Linked DNA regions of Homo sapiens: regions 1 and 3 are each linked to region 2. Evidence: chromatin loops called from intact Hi-C (ENCODE). Cell type or tissue: GM12878. All regions are shown on one strand. Each heading gives the region's core, and the rest is flanking DNA. Links, peaks and the distances in the headings are about the cores only. Region 1 has its middle 5.2 kb from the start of VWA3B. Region 2 has its middle 31 kb from the start of TMEM131. Region 3 overlaps TMEM131 (transmembrane protein 131).

The links. Peaks named below come from ENCODE experiments on the same cell type or tissue, not always from the same donor. Only the 100,000 strongest peaks of a DNase experiment are listed, where the experiment ranks them.
Region 1: a loop joins it to region 2, with 2.9 times the contacts of the local background. A loop is called at or near these places in 5 of 110 quality-filtered maps.
Region 3: it touches region 2 in a loop (4-fold over the local background); 3 of 110 quality-filtered maps call a loop at or near these places.

Annotation. Positions count from the first base shown.
Region 1 is chr2:98,078,773-98,085,164 of GRCh38, reverse strand. No RefSeq gene overlaps it. Among named protein-coding and RNA genes, the nearest start is that of VWA3B, 5.2 kb to the left of the region's middle. In GM12878, for the core only: no CTCF peak of the experiment used is centred there; a DNase peak (open chromatin) is centred at 3,091.
Region 2 is chr2:98,023,342-98,029,733 of GRCh38, reverse strand. No RefSeq gene overlaps it. Among named protein-coding and RNA genes, the nearest start is that of TMEM131, 31 kb to the right of the region's middle. RefSeq lists silencers at 1,889-1,998, 2,649-2,708 and an enhancer at 2,139-2,258. In GM12878, for the core only: a CTCF peak has its summit at 4,037; no DNase peak of the experiment used is centred there; H3K4me3 peaks cover 1,404 bases; H3K27ac peaks cover 1,423 bases.
Region 3 is chr2:97,957,722-97,964,113 of GRCh38, reverse strand. The region is part of intron 1 of TMEM131 (transmembrane protein 131); the gene reads left to right. Among named protein-coding and RNA genes, the nearest start is that of TMEM131, 35 kb to the left of the region's middle. RefSeq lists enhancers at 893-972, 6,200-6,279. In GM12878, for the core only: no CTCF peak of the experiment used is centred there; a DNase peak (open chromatin) is centred at 2,373; H3K4me3 peaks cover 286 bases; H3K27ac peaks cover 197 bases.

The sequences.
Region 1 (6,392 bases), core at 1,915-4,414, 56 kb before region 2:
TCCCATGGATGCTGCGGCCCTAATAACTTCTCTCTACCTGTACAGTCTCAAAGCATTGCTTGCCAGTACCACACTCTTGGCAACCATGTACAAGCCTTTGACAAGCCTTTCGTTGTTATTTGACCTTTGTGCTGTTTACTTTTCAGGTTCAATGGGTTTTCCTTTTCTTTATACAAGTCTATCACTGCCACTGCTTGGGCTTATGGCCATGATCAGAATGTTTGGTGGAGGAGGGAGGGTGATAAAGGAAATGAAGGGAGGAAAAGCATTTTCCTAAGCCCACTGCAAAAACTGGAACCAGAGGAGACGGAGAATGTTAACTCCTTGTATATATGTGTGAGAAAGAACCTGAGCTGGAATTAAAACAGAGGCACTCCCTCTGAAGAGGAAGGAGAAACTGAGAGAGTGAGGCAGTTCCTGCTGAACCTTTGTTAGCTCTTGTGGTGAAGGGAGTTTTCGCCATCAGGGGCAGCCTTGGGAGAGGTAGGTGGGGACAGGGGCCATCACGGGGAGGTAGAGCTCAAACAGAGGTTTCTCTATGCTGTGATGTTCTTGAGTTCAGCATTCATTATTTGGGACAATGAATGTAGACTCCTGGCTCTCAATCTAACATCTTTGATGAGGGTCAGAGCTTTTTTACTACCCTTGGCAAAGACTACGTTCACTTTTACCAGACTGAATTAACACTTAATCATAGCTAGAATGTATTGAATGTCAGACCATGTTCTAACCTCTTTAAATATATTACATCATTTAATACTTAGAAAAGCTCTTTGAGGGAGACATCATAATTATGTCCATTTTCTAGATAAGTAAACTGAGACAGAATATTAAGCTATTTCTCCAAGGCCACTCAATGGTGGTTCCGGAATTTGAACCCAGGCAGCCTGACTCCACACCCTGCCCTGTTAATTATATGCTGTGTTGATCAACTGTTGGCTTCAATTTTCTCCAAGAGGAAATTTCTGTCATCTCAGTCATACAGTGTTCATTTAGTGCTTGATACTAATGGCACAGAGAAACCTCCCTGGATTTAAATGTGTTTTTAACAAGACATATTCCCATTTTAAATGGCATAAAGCAGGTCTGTTTTTAAATTACCCTCCCCGGCCAGGCACCGTGGCTCACGCCTGTAACCCTAACACTTTGGGAGGCCAAGGTGGGCAGATCACCTGAGGTCAGGAGTTCAAGAACAGCCTGGCCAACATGGTGAAATCCTGTCTCTACAAAAATACAAAAATTAGCTGGGCATGATGGCGGGTGCCTGTAATCCCAGCCACTTGGAAGGCTGAGGCGGGAGAATCACTTGAACCTGGGAGGCAGAGGTTGCAGTGAGCCGAGATTGTGCCATTGCACTCCAGCCTGGGCAACAGAGTGACACTCCGTCTCAAAAAAAAAAAAAAAAAAATTACCCTTCCCCCCTACACTTCTTGTTAACCAATTCCTTTGTAATGTGGCATTATTTTAAAAGCTGGATGCCTTGTAGGGTACTAACATATCCCCACAGCAAATTAAGAAAAACTGAACAAAAATATTTTATATAAACAAAAACTCTCAAATATTTGGAAATTTCAAATCACTCTTCAAAATAGTTACTGATACTAAAACCTAGCAAAGACAATACTCTTAGAATGAGATTTTGATCTTACAGGAATGATATTCAGGAATGGACTCAGTCTTGCCTTGGTGTGGTCATCATCTTTCTGCAGTTCCTGAAGATGAGCAGCACGATAGACAATGGCAGAAGGAGATAAGGAATTTCCTTACTTTAAGTGCCTCTAACTCTAGTGCGGGGTGACCTGGCTATGTGGGCACAGGAGTTGGGCACTAAGCTGGAGCCTTTCTCCCTTCTACACTCAGATCTTTCCACCAGCTCCTTGCCAAGATTGGGAGGGTGAATGAGCAACACTGCTTACGAGGGAGGAAGAGAGATGACAGGTTCTGTCCATAATAAGAGATCAGCTCCAGTTTGTTTGTCCTCCTTTCTCCCTGGAGAAAGAGCAAAGTACCAAAGGGAGAGCCACACAAGGGTTTGTAGCTCATAAACTTGGCACCATCAACATCCTGGAATCTCATCCAATTATGTCAGTGTTCCCCCCTCTTGAGGAGTGAAGAAGAGAGAGGAAAGCAAGAAAGAGTTTAACATTAAAAGAATTAGGGCTGGGCACGGTGGCTCACACCTGTAATCCCAGCACTTTGGGAGGCCGAGGTAGGCGGATCATGAGGTCAGGAGTTCGAGGCTAGCCTGACTAACATGGTGAAACCCGTCTCTACTAAAAATACAAAAAATTAGCGGGGCTTTGTGCAGGCACCTGTAATCCCAGCTACTTGGGAGGCTGAGGCAGGAGAATCACTTGAACCTGAGAGACGGAGGTTGCAGTGAGCCAAGATCATGCCACTGCACTCCATCCTGGGCAACAGAGCGACATCTGCCTCAAAAAAAAAAAAAAAAAAAAAAACTTAGAACATTCTCACTGATTAATATAATTGTAAAAATGCTGGGTAAAAATTCCAACAAATTGAATTCAATGAAATATGTTTAAAAGAATGATTTTTTTTTAATTTGTAAAAATAGATACCTTTCTGCCAAACAATTTCATTTCTAGGTTTCCTAGAAAACACACAGAAGTGTTTTTATCATTGCAAAATAATGGAAAGCATCTAAATGTCCAACAAGAAGGGAGTCATTGAAATTATGCTATATTCTTATTGTGATATGATAACAGTTTAAAATAAAAAGATAAACTTATGTATAATAATATAGAAATGTCTCCAAGGTTAAGTATTTCCTTAAAATAAAGTTGCAGAGTGTATGTGCAGGACATTGCATTTTACATCAACACATACACGCAATTATATTGATATATTCACATGTTTACTTCTACCCACAGCCCATTAGCCAAAACAAGTCACATGACCCCCACCTAATTACCAGGAAATGGGGAAGTTTGGAGAACATGGGATAGTCCCTGAGCAGTGGGCATTTTTCTCTGCCGTGTTAATCCAAGGCTTAGGTTCTCGGAGCATAACAGCCAGAAGGCGTTGCAGACGCAGCTGCTTTCCATTGTGCTGAACACAACCCCTGAGGAAGTGGAGAGGGGCCTCTGCTTCAATGTGGTGAAGTAGAGGAAGTGAAGCGAAGGAGCCCTCTGCTTCAAGGGCATGCGGGAGGCACAGAGTGGGAAACGCGCGCACACACACACACACACACACACACACACACGGTCCAGCTGCATCTAAAGTTGTATACGAAGGCCGGGCGCAGTGGCTCACGCCTGTAATCCCAGCACTACGGGAGGCCAAGGCGGGTGGATCACCTAAGGTCAGAAGTTACAGACCATCCTGGCCAACATGGTGAAACCCCGCCTCTACTATAAATAGAAAAATCATCCGGGCATGGCGGAGGGCACCAGTAGTCCCAGCTACTAGGGAGGCTGAGGCAGGAGAATCGCTTGAACCTGGGAGGCGGAGACTGCAGTGAGCCGAGATCGTGCCACTGCACTCCAGCCTGGGCCACAGAGCGAGACACTGTCTCAAAAAATAAAATTAAGTTAAAAAGTTATATACTAAGATTTTCTTACTCAAATGGAAATGATGTAACAGAGAAGAGATTTATAATATTTTATGCCAAAGGGTTTTGTAAAATATGAATGTAATAATGATCATCTAAAGATTATCTCTCTATGTTCTAAAAGCATCTATTCAAGACACTATTATGTTGTCATAGGTCCTGATTCAAATTCCCTACAAACTTTTTGGAGTTTAGGGCTATGGAACTGAGCACCTTTTGATGGGTTGGTAGCTTCCTTTTTTTTTTTTTTAAATAGAATATCTCTTCTTGTCGTGACAGCCAAGAGGCTCAGAACTATGCTTGAAGCTCACTGATATGGTTTTGCTCTGTAACCCCATCCAAATCTCATCTTGAATTGTACTCCCATAATTCCCACATATTGTGGGAGGGGCCCGGTGGGAGGTAATTTGAATCGTGGGGGTGGATTCCCCATACTGTTCTCCTGGTAGTGAATAAGTCTCACAAGATCTGATGGTTTTATCAGGAGTTCCGGCTTTTGTATCTTCTCTCATTTTTCTCTTGCCACTGCCATGTAAGATGTGCCTTTGGCCTCCTGCCGTGATTCTGAGGCCTCCCCAGGCATGTGGAACTGTGTGAAAATGGACTAATACACTTACCTAGAGTAGCTTTCTGATATAATTAGCCTCCCTCCCCTCTTTCAGCTCTCAACTGGTATTAGATCTACTAACATTAAGATCTAGTCTGATCCTAATGGCTTTGGCAGATTGATATAGAATGGGCCTTTAAGTTTAACCCAGTGCCTTTCACAATGTGATTAGGGCATTGCTATGATTTGGATGTGGTTGGTCCCCAACAAGACTCACATTAAAGCTAATTGCCGCTGCAGCACTATTGGGAGGTGGGGCCTAATGGGAGGTGTTTGGAACATCAGAGTGGATCTGTTATGAATAGAATAAGGCCATCTCAAGGGAGTGAGTGAGTGCTCACTCTGGAGGGAAGGGATTTGTTCCTCTGAGAATGGGTTGTTATAAAGTGAGGTTCCTCCTCCTGTTTAGTGCCTCTTCACACACGCTTGCTTTTCCACTTCTCCACCATGTCTTGACACAGCACATAGCCCTCATCAGAAGCTAACCAGATGCTAGGGCCATGCTCTTGAACTTCCCAGCCACCAGCATTGTGAGCTAAATAACTCCTTTTCTTTTTAAATTACCCAATCTCAGATATTCTGTTACAGCAACACAAAATGGACTCAGACAGCCATAAATAAAATCTCAAACAGAAAAGCAGAGGCATCTTTGTACAGTGTCCTCCAAAGCCTAGACTGTTAGTGAGAGGGGCTGAGAAAGAACTGCGTGATAAGGGGGTACACAGCAGCCATTCCACCCCCAGGAATGGGCCATACGTGTTTCAGAGCTCAATTGTTTGGGGGAGAAAGGATTCTGTCCTCCTGTTACGACTCCTTGAGGTTATTCAAGAGTTTCATAGTGCCCAAGATCTCTACGGGGCAAACTGAGCCCCCTTAGGCCTCACTCATGGAGAGCTCTTCACAGGAAGGAGCCCCTGATCTCACCTCCTCACTCAAGCTGGCAGGAATTTGCCTCCACCCTCAAAGCCTGGTCATTTCACTCAGCTTTACACTTGTCCTTGTTCCCAGTTGATGAATGAGCCAGATTCTTAAATCATTAAGCAATCACGGAAAGAGAAATTATTGATTTTTAATTGTAGCAAAGGTTTAAACAAAATTCCCAAAAAGTCATTACCTAAATGTCATTGTTTGTCTTTTTGGGTCCTCCTTAACTGAAAGGATGGTTTTAAAAGGTTACAGAAGTGGTAGGCTTCTTCCCTCCGAGGAGGGCTTTTCCAACTTCCTGATGAATACTCAACTCTAATCCCTGGCAAGGCTGCAGCCCCCAGCCTTTAGGATCCCAACTGCATTTCCTGAAAGAACAGGACAAGGAGTAAATTCCTAATAATGTGAAAAAGAAATTCCACAGAGCCATGCTGTGAAAGAATAAATTTACTTAAATAAGATCAGCAAAAAGTAACTGATATAGTTTGGATATTTTCCCCCACTCAGATCTCATGTTGAATTATAATTCCCAAGGCTGGAGGTGGGGCCTGGTGGGAGGTGTTTAGATCATGGGAACAAATCCCTCATGGCTTGGTGCTGTCTTTGCAAAAATGAGTGAGTTCTCATGAGATCTGGTCATTTAAAAGTGTGTGGTACCCCGCACCCCAACCATCACACACACACAAACACACTCTCTCTCTTTCTCTCTCTCTTGCTCCTGCTCTGCCATGTGAGATGCCTGCTCTTCCTTCACCTTCCACCATGATTGGAAGTTTCATGAGGTCTCCCCACAAGACAAGAAGATGTCAGTGCCATGTTTTCTGCAGTCTGAAGAACCATCAGCCAATTAAACCTCTTTTATTTATAAATTACCCAGTCTCAAGTATTTCTTTATAGCAATGCAAGAATGGCCTAACAGAGAAAATCAGTATTGAGGAGTGGGGCATTTCTATAAAGATACCTGAAAATGTGGAAGTAGCTTTGGAACTGGATAACAGGCAGAGGTTGGAAGAGTTTGGAGGACTCAGAAGACAGGCAGATGAGGGAAAGTTTGGAACTTCTTAGAGACTAATTTAATGGTTGTGACCAAAAAGCTGGAAGTGTTATAGACAGTGAAGTCCAGAATGCTGAAGTCTCAGATAGAAATGAGGAACTGATTGGTAACTGGAGCAGAGGTCACTCGTGTTATGCCTTAGCAAAGAGTTTAGTTCATGCATTCTGTTCACGCCTTAGGGATCTATGGAAGTTTGAGCTAAAGAGTGATGTTTTAGGATAGCTGACAGAAGAAAT
Region 2 (6,392 bases), core at 2,552-5,051:
CGCCTTTTCTCTTATCAATAATAAATGGAGAATACATTAATACTTAAAAATCAAAATGCAAATGTTATAAAATGTTCAGGCAGAAATTTAAAGGAGAGAAAAAAGATTCTAGCAACCACCGAAAGCAAACATGGCACGAACAGAGGGCACGGGCTGGGGCCGAAAGTGTTCAAGCCATAAACTGTAATGAGTGCAAACTCTAGGCCCAGCACGGAGCAGGCAGGGGCTTGGCCCTGGGGAGGTACAGACATACAAAAACCCCAGCACCTGGCCTCAGGGACCCTGCAGGCTAGCCAGAGAGAGTCTCTTTTTTCTGGTGTGACTGGTGGTCACGTACAAGTTGAGCAAAAGCAGGAAAGGAGGAGACTGACGGGTCCTGGGAACACAGCAGGGGACATACATTCAAAATGGGGACATTTGGTCCTTTTCATTCTGGAAGTGTCCAGTTATCAACCTTAAGAGACAGCGTAACCTGCGCCTAGCTGTGGGTGAGCAGCACCCTGAGGTGTGGCCATGGCTGGAACCCACTGGGAGCTGCCCGAGTCACCTTAAGGTGCCCGTGTTCAAACAGTGTTGAGTTAATATCTTCTGAGCTCTTGTTTGCAAGGCACTGTGTCAGGCATTGCAGACTCCACCCTTAAGAGGTCAAAAGTGTGAGACAAACACACAAAGAATTCAGATCCAAGAAAAATATTCTGTGTCCGTGAAGTTAATGACATGATCCAATGGCTAAAGCCTGGCCAGCAGTGCTCAGTGGGCAGCTGGGAGATTGTGGCCTGGGGTCTGACAAGGGCAGCAGCAATGGCTGCTGGAGTAAAGGGCTCTGGAAATTGGAAACTCATTGACTGGTTTGTCAGTACAGTAGTATCAAGGGAATATATGTACATTTATAGGCAGGAGCTAGGACTACCAAGACACTGATGGAAACGGTAGGCCCCAAATCTGAAAGTTCCAGGTCAAAGCAAGAAGCATAGAGGAACAAAGTTGAAAGTCCAGTTGAGCATAAAAAATGGGTTTGGGCAGTGAGAGCCAGGACAGCAGGAGTTTGAGCCTGGTTTGGCAGGGCAGAGGAGCGAGATGAGGTGTCAGAGTAATAGTCCTGCTTCCTAGGGAGTAGTACCTGATCTAAAAAGATTGTGAAAAATTTCCCAGAGGTAGACAGAAAGTTCATATCCGGTTGGGGAATCAGTAAAGGCCTGTGGGGCTTTGAAGGATAAGCAGGGTTTTGAGCAGCAGAGCTGGTTATCAGGGAAGAGAAGGAATCATGGTGGAAGAGTCAGAATGAGCAATGGCACTGGTATGGGACAAACGCAAGGCATGCTTGGTGAACAGCTTAGACCAGTCGCACGCAGCAGGGGTGGAGGGGAGAGGATGCTGCCAAATCTCAGAGGGAAGGGAATTTGCCTGGCTTTTTAACCTGATTCCTTCCCTTTCATTTTGGCTTCATGGAGTGGAGGGATTTGAATGGCAGGCTATAGCATTTAAGCATTGTTCTGCAGACAATGAGAAGACAATAGGTGTGTTGGAAAGTTGAGGGCAGAGCTCATTTCTGAGGCAAAGAATTGGCATTCAATTCAATAGAAAATGAGCTGTCAAGTGTCACAGAACACTGTTTTCTCCCCAATTGGATTGTTTCCTATTTGATTCCTAAACCCTCCCTGAAATTTCAGCCTTTCAAAAGTTGATGCTGCTCCAGGGAAGGCAGGTAAGCCCCATGCTGCTGCAGCTCTGTCTGCCTGCATCTGTCTGCTCCATGCTCACTGTCCTTGCCAGCCTGCTGGACCATTCTTCAGCCCCAGCTGAAATATCATACGCCATTTTTTCACATTTTTACATTCCTGCCTTTGGGAAGCATCTTACATTCATGTCAAATGACACTTACCAGCAGTCAGACAGAGAAGTATACTGCGAGGGGGTTGTCATTGCCTGCACATATGCAAGTTTAGCCATGTGTGACCGTATCAGATGATTTGACTGTCACTTCAGTTGAGCTATTTGCATTGGTAGCACCAGGCAAGACTGAATTTAAACTTGAATTCAGGTCCCTAATCCTAATCTTAAATGACTCTTAAAAGAGTATGTATGATGCAGGCTGGATGCAGTGGCTCATTCCTGTAGTCCCAGCTACTTGGGAGGCTGAGGTGGGAGGGTCACTTGAGCCCAGAAGTTCAAGGCTGCAGTGAGCTATGATCATGCCACTGCACTCCAGCCTTGGCGACAGAGTGAGACCCTGTCTCTAAAAACATAAAAAGATTATATGTGATACAGAACTGAAACTAAAAATAATGCAGAATGCAAAAGACTCTGAGGGTAAGCCTGTGGTTTTTAAATGTGGCATAAAGAGGACCATTTCCCTCTTCTCTGAGAAATCACCCAAAAGTGAGAAGGAGAATAAGAAACAGGAACAAAACTCTATCTTGAAAGAAATTAAGAGACATCTGAACCCTGAACCAAAATAGAAGAGGAAGGACTTCCAAATACAGTGAAGGTCAAGCAGGCGTGTGGGAAGATAATGAGAGAGGATGCCCACAGATGGAACCATCAGTCAAACCAGGAAAGCCTAGTTCCTCAAAGTAAGGGACATGCCCTGAGTAGCAAAGCCAACAGCCCCTTTTTGGACCAATAGGAACAGTCTAGAGGTTTGTGACTGGAGACTCCCTAGGCTGGTTAAATCCATAGTCTGAACAACTAAGAAAGGCAGGACTGAGTGAGAAAAAACACAGACAAGCTAGGCTGGCATTCTGATGGTGAGGCAGCATGGTGCAAACTGTCTTACCCTGCTTATGGTATCTGGGAAAAATAGAGGATAAAAGAACTTTCTCACATACACACACAGCCATCTTTAGCCGGGAACATAGCACTAGCCCCTCTTCAATCTAAGCCTCTAGGAAGAATTCACCTCTTTACAAAATATTTTTTCTTAAAAGTCATAGGATCTAAACAAAGATACCACAATAAAGGAAAAGATGAAAGTAACAGTCGAGAAGTGGCATGAAAAACCCTCACCAAAAAAGCCATTGCCATGAAACAGATGAAAAGTTAACCAAACGCAGTGCCAGAAATTTAAAAAAGCAATTAATGAAGCATTTAGTCTTTTCAAAGGAGAGCATGAAACACAAATTCGAGAGCCCAGGAAAGACATGGCAAGGCACAGAGAGAGATGAAATGTGAGTTGGCAGAGCATGGAAAAGCAGGGAGATAAAAAGTGAAACCATTTCAGAAACACAGGCTGGGCGCAGTGGCTCATGCCTGCAGTCCAAGCTACTTGGGAGGCTGAGGTGGAAAGATCACTTGAGCCCAGAAGTGAAGCAATACTCAAGAGAAGAAACTGAGTTGGAAACACGGTAAGATAAAGGGGAGAGAGAATTGAGAAAGGTGAGCAAAGTGAAATTAAAATGACCAGAGAGTTTAAAATGATTGCAGAGGATATCTTCAGTTACGATGGGCTGGTTAGTATCAGACCAGCTTTCCCCATGAGAATACCACCAGACTGAGCCCAGGAGAGGGAATTAAGGAATGGGAAAATAAGTAAGTTGAAAATACCTAAATTGAAGTCCTGAAAGGAAAAACAAAGAGTAGAAAATATAAAAAGGGCATAAGAGACATCTGGGACGTGGTGAAAAAGTCTGACATGCACTGCAGATAATCTGGCTTGTAATTTTCCAAAAGTGATAGAAGATATCAAGTCACAGGTTAAAGAATCCTCCCAGGATACATGTAATGAAAACCACACCCAGGCACATTGTAAAAAGGATAAAGGGAAAATTTTAAGGACATTTTTAAAACAGAAAAGGGAATAAAAACACATTACATTCAAAGATACAATGACACTTCTAGTTAACTTTCAACAGAAGTTGTAAAAGCCCAAAGAAATGCATTGTCATCTTTCAAGTCCTGAAAGAAGACAATGGCCAACCTGAAATTCTCTTCCCAGAGAAAACAGGATTCAAAAGCTGCAGAGATGGTCATTTTCAAAAACTCAAACAAACAAAAAATCAAGAAACCTGAGAGACTGTATTACCAGCAGAGTCCACTAATAGAGAACTGAAGAGGTTTTCTTTAAGCAGGTAGAGATTGATCTTAGCTGGAGGTGCAAGAAGGAATGAAGAGAACCAGCAGAAACATGAGGATAAATCTAAGTCAATACTGAGTTTTAAATAGTATTTTTATTGAGGATCTTATATGTTCAATTAAAACACATAACAGCAATAGTATAAAAGGCAAGAAGAAGGTAATAAAATCAAAGTGTTCTGGTCAGGTGTGGTAGCTCATGCCTATAATCCCAGCGCTTTGGGAGGCTGAGGTGGGAGGATCCCGTGAGCCCAGTTTAAGACCAGCCTGGGCAACATAGCAAGACCTTGTCTTTACCAAAAATCTAAAAAATTAGCAAGATGCAGTGATGCGCACCTGTAGTCCCAGCTTCCCTGGGGTGGGGTGGGGCATCGGTGGGAGGATTGCTTGAGCCCAGGAGGTGGAGGCTGTAGTTAACTGTGATTGTGCCACTGCACTCTAGCCCCAGTGACAGACTGAGACCCTGTCTCCAAAACTACATATAATAAAGCATTCTAAGGTCGTTGCACTGTCTGAAAAGTGGTGAAAGCATTAATTTAAGGGACACTCACAAAGTCAAAAATGCATTTTGCAATCTCTAAGGCAAGCGAATAATAAGAGAATATGTAACTAATAATAAAGGAAGGGGCATGAAATGGAATAACAAAAACACAACCAAAAAAAGGTTGTTAATCTAAAAGAAGTCAAGAAAGGATAAATATTAAAAAACAATGAAAATATAGAACAAATAGAAAAATGGATAAGACGGTTGATTTAAACCCAGATATAGAATTAATTATATTAATGTAAATGAACTAAGTAATTAAAAACCGAAAACATTGTCAGACTCAATTAAAATGAGCCAAAAACTATGCTGCTTAAAAGAAATATTTTAAATATAGAAACTATGAAAGGTTGAAATTAACAGGATAGAAAAAATATAACCAAAAGTAAATTGTGTAGCTTTGCTATATCAGACAAAGTAGACTTTAAGACAAGAACTATTATTAGAGACAAAGAACATTTTATAATAATAAAAGAGTCAATTTAACAAGAAAATGTGATTATTCTAAATAATCCAGAAGTCAACATAGAAATCACAATGGAAATTATGAAATATTTTAAATGATAAAAAAAACAGACAATGTATGGCATTCAGCTAATGTCATACTTAGAGGGAACTTTGTGGCATTAAATGCATTTATAATGGGAGAAAAAGGCTGAAAAGCAATTACCTAAGTAACTATTTCAAGAAACCTAGAAGATAATCATCAAATTAAAACCAAAAGAAATAGAAAGAAGAAAATAATAAAGAACAAAAATCAATGTAATAAAAAACAAACATGCAATACTTAAAAATCTAAGAAGCCTAAAATTAGTTTTTAGACTAATAAAATTGATAATCTCCTACCTGAACCAATGAAGAAAAATAGAGAAAAAGCATAAAACACCAACATACAGTTATAAAGATCCTAAAGACAATAAGAGGATAATGAGAAGGCAATATAAATAACTTGATACCAATAAACTTAGACATTTAGATGCAATGAGCAAATTCCTCGAAAAGCACTATTTTCCAAAATAGTCACAATGAGGAATAAAAAATATAAGTCATTCTATATTTATTAGGTAAAAATGAATATATAATTTAAAATCTGTCACAAAGAATAAGCTAAGCTCTGATGGTGCCAATAGAAAATTTCTCCCAATATCCCACGATATTATGTAAACCTTTACAGAGAAAAGACAAAAAGATTAAGAGGCCAGCACAACATAAATTGTATCACAACCTGAAACTTCAGTTAAAAAGTTTGTTGTTGTCGTTGTTTGAGATGCAGTCTCGCTCTGTCACCCGGACTGGAGTACAGTGACGCGACCTCTGTTCACTGCAACCTCTGAGTAGCTGGGATTACAGGCGCCCACTATGATGCCCGGCTCATTTTTGTACTTTAAGTTGAGACAGGGTTTCACCATGTTGGCCAGGCTGGTCTCAAACCCCTGATCTCAGGTGATCTGCCCACCTTGGCCTCCTAAAGTGCTGGGATTACAGACGTGAGCCACCGCATCAGGCCAAAAAGTTTACTTTAAAAAGAATCCACTAGAACAGCAGTCCCCAACCTTTTTGGCACCAGGGACTGGATTCATGGAAGATAACTTTTCTACAGATGGGAAGGCTGTGGGGTGGTTTCGGGATGAAACTGTTCCACCTCAGATCATCAGGCATTAGATTCTCATAAGGCACGTACAACCTAGATCCTTCTCATGCACAGTTCACAATAGGGTTTGTGCTCCTTTGAGAATCTAATGCCACCGCTGATCTGACAGGAGGCAAAGCTGGGGCG
Region 3 (6,392 bases), core at 1,314-3,813, 64 kb after region 2:
TTGCTGTCATTCTATTAGTAGAACATTCAGGAATGTGAATGCTTGATTTGCCAGTTTCCTTGGAAGTCGGTTGGAGTATTAGAATATTACTGTACACTATACCTGTGCCACTTTTATGTAAGCCTGTTAGAACTGGATTCTGGAAAACATTTATATTTGAGAAGTTAACTTATTCTTCCAAATATTAATTCATTCTGTATCTAGATATTTCAGACTTTTAGCAAAAATTTACCACTATGCATTTGCATAGAAGAAAAACTTTTAAAAATATGTGATGTAGTATAAACATCTGATTTATAAGTGAAGATAAAATTATTCTAGCTTATATATAACAACAACAACAAAGGGAAATTATTCTAGCAATCTCAAAAATTCTTATTGTATTTATTTATTTTTTGAGATGGAGTTTTCACTCTTGTCACCCAGGCTGGAATGCAGTGGCGCGATCTCCGCTTACTGCAACCTCCGTCTCCCTGGTTCAAGCGGTTCTCCTGCCTCAGCCTCCTGAGTAGCTGGGATTACAGGTGCCCACCACTAAGCACAGCTAATTTTTGTAATTTTAGTAGAGACAGGGTTTAGCCATGTTGGCCAGGCTGGTCACAAACTTCTGACCTCCAGTGATCTGCTCACCTCAGCCTCCCAAAATTCTGGGATTACAGGCATGAGCCACCATACCTGGCCTGCAATCTCAAAAATTCTTAAAGCTGACTGGTTCCTGAGACCTTAAGGAAACAAAAAAGCTATCAAAAATTAGTAAAGCTCCTTTTCTCCCACTTTTAACATACAAGAAATTAATAAAAGACAGAAATGAGGTGACATCTATGTGCCTTCAGGGTATTAAGAGCCCAGGGTAATAACCTACTTTAAAACAATGCTGTAAGGTTGAACATGACTAAACTTGTGCCAGCTTTCTTTTTCTTTCCTTTATGTTTTAGCCAACTCTATTGAGGTATAATTTGCATACAGTAATATTCACTAGTTTGAAGTGTGCATTTTGATTAGTTTCATAAACATACAGTTGTGAAAATGGCACCATCTTAATGTAGGACATTTCCATCATCTCAGAAAGTTCCCCTGTGCCTGTTAGCAATCAGTGCCTTTTCCTCATCACTGGTCTCAGGCAACAACTATTGCTCTGCTTTTTGTCACTTTCTGTAGCTGCTGCGTGGTCTAGAATTGTAAATAAATGGAATCATACTACATGCAGTCTTTTGTTTTGACTTGTTTCAGTTTGCATAATGCTTTTGAAATTCACGTTACATTTATCATGTTTGTTTCTTTTTATTGCTAAGTAAACTACAATTTAGTTTTTTACCTGTTAATAGATTTCTGGGTTGTTTCAAGTTTAGGGCTATTATGATTAAAGCTTTTATGAAGGTTTAAGTAAAAGTTTTTTTGTGGACAAATATTTTCATTTCTCGCAAGTAATACCTGGGAGTAGATTGATGAGTTGTATGGTAAGATTATGTTTAACTTCAGAAGAAACTGTCAAACCATTACCAGCAGGATGTGAGAGTTCCAGTTGATTTTACAGTATGTCTTTCCCCAACACTTGATGTTGTCAGTCATTTCAGTGGGTACTTAGTGGTATTTCATTATAGTTTTTTTTTGAGACGGAGTCTCACTCTGTTGCCCAGGCTGGAGTGCAGTGGCGCTATCTCAGCTCACTGCAAGCTCCACCTCCCGGGTTCACACCATTCTCCTGCCTCAGCCTCCCAAGTAGCTGGGACTACAGACACCCGCCACCACGCCCGGCTAATTTTTTTGTATTTTTAGTAGAGATGGAGTTTCACCCTGTTGGCCAGGATGGTCTCAATCTCCTGACCTTGTGATCCACCTGCCTCGGCCTCCCAAAGTGCTGGGATTACAGGCGTGAGCCACTGCGCCAGGCAGCCTTTTCATTTTTTAAGCAGCGTTTTTTGAGAGTAAATATTTTAAATTTTAATGAAGTACAGTTTTTCAATTTTTTCATTTACAGGTCTGTGTATATTCTGTATCCTGTAAGAATTTTTGCCTACCACAAGATCACAAAAATTTTCTCCTGTGTGTTTCTCTAGAACATTATAGTTTTAGCTGTTTATTTAGGTCTGTAATCCATTCTGAGCTAATTTTTATATATGGTAGGAGGTGGGAGTCAATATTCATTATTTGCGTATTCAAATAATGGGAATATGTAAATAATGCATATTGCAATAGGGAATAGAACACAAAAGCATGCTTTTTGTTGTTGTTGACTTTTAAAATATTGACCTACAATTTCCCGTAAGTTCACTTTTTAAAGTGCATTTGCATATTCAGCTGTTGCAGCACAATTTATGAAAAGACTTTCATTTTCCTCCATTGAGTTGCTTTGGCACCTTTATTGAAACTCAGTTGACCATGTATTTGCGTGTCTGTTTTTCGATTTTCAATTCTGTTCTGTTGATTTACATATCATTTTGTCAGTTCTGTATTAGCTTGGTTACGGCAGTCTTTTAGTAAGTCTTTAAAGGGAGGCAGTATGAATACTGCAACTGCTTTGGCTGTTTTAGTTACTTCCATTTCCATGTAAATTTCAGACTTGTCAATTTCGAAAACAACAACAACCTGAGATTTTGATTGAGAGCACATTAACTCTAATCAAACTGGTGAGAATTGATATAACAACATGGAGTTTTTAATCCCAAACAAGATTCATCTCTTTATTTAGATCTTTTTTAATTTCTTTAAACAGTATTTATCTCTCATGTTTTTGGAGGCTGTTGTATAGGGAATTGTATTTTTTCCATATACAACAATTGTATATTGTATACAAGTATACAAACAATTGGATATTTGTTCTGTATACAACCGATTGTATTTTTTCCAAATACAATGAAATTATATTTTATTTTATTTTTCAATTGTTCAGTGCTTGTATATAGAAATGTAATTGATATTTGTTATTAACTTTACGTGCTATAACCTTACTTGTTCTAATAGCACCTTTTTTTTTTTTAGATAGTGTTTACAGCTTCCTTTCCTTGTTCCCAATTTTGGGGGGAAACATTCAGTCTTTGACCATCAAGTACGATGTCAGTTGTAAGTTTTTAATAAGTGTTCATAATCGCTGAGGAAGTTCTTTCTATTGGCTTACTGGTAATTTTCATCATGAATTGGTGAATTTTATCAAATTCTTTTTCTCTATATTAAGATGGTGAAGTAACTAGTTTTTCTTTTTTTAGAATGTTAATATGGTAAAATACATTACTTTTTAAAAATGTAAACCATCCTTGCTTTTCTGGTATTAACTCTGTTTGGATGTTATATATTACTCATTTTTACATATTGCTGGACTCAATTTGGTAAAACACCTTTAAGCATTTTTTATGTCTGCATTAATGAAGTCTGTTGGTTTTAGTTTTTGTATGCTATTTTTATTTCTGGTGTTGGATTAATGCTGGTCTCATCAAATGAGTTGGGAAGGATTTTTCTTACAATGTTGAATCATTTTTATAGAATTAGTCTTATTTCTTTTAAGCCGTTTTAGCATCATTTGTTAGAATTAACCAGTGAAACCATCTAAGGCTCAGACAGGAAAACTGCAAAATGATACTGGATCATTTTGTGTCGTAAAGCAAACATGTGCTCCAGGACTAATGGAAACAAGTTAGAACAACACAAAAACTGGCTTGAAGGGATTCTCATTGGCCAAATTTGGAACATTTTGAACATCAAAAAAAAAAGTAATCAGTTATATTGGAAGAAAATATGAGTCCATAGTGATACTTAAACATGAAGAAGGTGGATGGAAATAAAAATGACATTACCAAAGAATGCCTTCTAGTAAATGTACAAGGAATGATTGAATTAGAAAGTTACCGTTTTACAACTGCCACTGTAATCATTGACTCAGGCAGGAATTGTCAATGGATGCTAAAAATTATTGGTAAAGATTATTGGGTATATGTGTACTATCTCAAAATTCTTTTTATGAATTATCTATTACAAAGGGAAAAATACATCTTTGTGATGCAAAGATCTGGTGGATACTACATTAAGCAAGTGATCCAATTTAATATCACCAGTAGTGACAAATTGAAATATCAGTCTCTTGTTAGGGTTGCATGTCATTTCTATATTATTCTTACCAAAAATATTTGCCCTGAATCTAATCATGAGGAAACAATAAAGCAAATCAAGATTGTGGGATATTCTGTAAAACACTAGGTCTTGATTCTCCAAAAATTATGTCATGAAAGACAAAAACTTTTGAGGGGGACTGTTGTAATTTAAAGGAGACTAAAGTGACAACCAAATATAATGCTGTAATGCATGATCCTTGATTGGATGCTGGACTGAAAAAAAAGGTTATAAAGGACATTTTGGGGTGGAAACTTAAATACCGACTGTATTTTTTAAATGTTATATGTCAGTATTAAAATGGTTGGCTGTGGTAATAAAATTGTGATTATGTAGGAGAATGTCTTTGTTCTTAAGGGATCTGTGCTGAAAGTATTTACTGGGAAGTGTTGTGGTGTCTGTAGCCTGCTTTCAAATGGTTTGACCATATATAGATACACACACACACACACACGCAGACATATATATATTTTTTTCTCATATATATGAGAGAGAGAGAAAGGGAGAATGTGCTGAAACAAATCTGATAAATACAGTTGTTTTAACTATTCTGTAGGTTAACCTTTTCTACAGTAAAAGGTGCGCCAAGAAAATACTTCCCTGTTTGAGAGTCAGGACCACAGTGGCTCTTCCAGGCCTTGACCATGGGGCTGAAGCAGTTGGTTCTTCAAACCTGTCCAGCTCTTCCCCACCTCCCCAGAGACACAGATGACCTTGTATCTTAGCTCATTGAAACAGACCCTCCAGCGTCAGCTCCTTCTATTTCTCCCTTCTTGTAACCTCAGTTTGTGTCTCCCCCCACGTTTCTTTACTTCAGTCTTCAGATAGAGCTTTTCTTCTCCTTTCTCTTCTCCTGTTTTCTTGACTTTCCAAGGCATCTACTTTAGAGTCTGGCTTCTCTCTGCCACTCAGAAACCTGTCTCAAGACTTACCAGTGGCTTCCAATTGGCCAACTCTGGTGGCTTATTTTCAAGTCTCTGCCCCTCTGTCCTCTTCTTTTCTCTGTGGGATAGTCTTTGACACTGTTGAGCCCTTTCTTGGCTTCCATGACACATGCCCTCTTCTGTTCCTCTTGCTCATAAACCTCCACTGTCAGTGCTCCACTGCTGCTGGAGGGAGGTTCTGCCCGTAATAAGTTGCAGAGCTCAGCCCTCTACCATTTCTTCCTTGATTTTTGAAAGCTGAGAGCTTCAGTTTCGTCCCTCTGTTGGTGTCCCTTTCCCCAAGTTCAAGTACTGTCTTGGAACTGCCTGCTTCAGCATTTTTCCTTGCATAGCTCATTGTTAACTCAGATCCCATTTATCTGAAGTTGAATTAAGCCTTTCCTTTCTTCATATGCCCCTTCAAATCTGGTCACTTGCCCTAGGCGTAACAGGCATTTAAATCACCAGCCTTCAAAGCTTGTGGGTATCATAAAATGCAGACTCCCAGGCTCAGTCTCAGAGAATGCGATTCAGTATGTCTGAATGTAGGCCCAGAATCTACCTTTTGCTGAGTACCAAGGCATTTTAATGCAGTGGTCCAAGAACTCCACTTTGAGAACAGCTACTTTAATGATTGGTTTCAGGGTTTGTTACTGTTCTACTTCACCATGGGCTTTCTCTGTCTTCAGGAAGCTGCACCTGTTGGGAGATTATTCTAAGTATTGGAAGGTCGTTGAGAGACAGCCTGAGCTTGAGCTTTGTAGAGATGCAGACCTGATCTGTCCTCTCATCTCTGCCACTTGCCAGAAGTTTGACCTTGGGCAAATTACTGGAAAATGGGAAAAATAGCACACAACTTCCAGGGTTTGGTGTGGATGGTGGCTCAGCTTCTGCCCCCCTCTCCAGCCTCTTCTTAATTCTCTTCAATGCTCCCCAGATTTCAGACCTATGAAATGACTTATCTTCTTAAAGAACCATGATTTTTCATACCTCAAATTCCTTTGCACTGTTGTGCTTTCTGGTAGGAATGCCCTACCTTAACCTCCGTGTTCACCTGACTCTTCCTTCAGACGTAACCACTCCATAAACCCTTGTGGCTGAATTTGGTGGTTTCAGTGCACCTGGAGCACCCAGTACTTGATTTATTCGTCTGTGTCTCATCTCAGTGTATGAGTTCCTTGAGGAGGTCCAGCCTTAGCCGTTAGCACTGTGGTTATGTGCAGTAGCTTTTAGTTAAAAGTTATCTTTTTTTTTTTGGAATAATCAAGGCACCTACTATGACATTAGCTAATTGTATTTCAGAGGCCTAGTTTTGAAACTTTCATTATTTGTCAACATACTTGGCAGCCATGCCAGCAGGTATAAGCT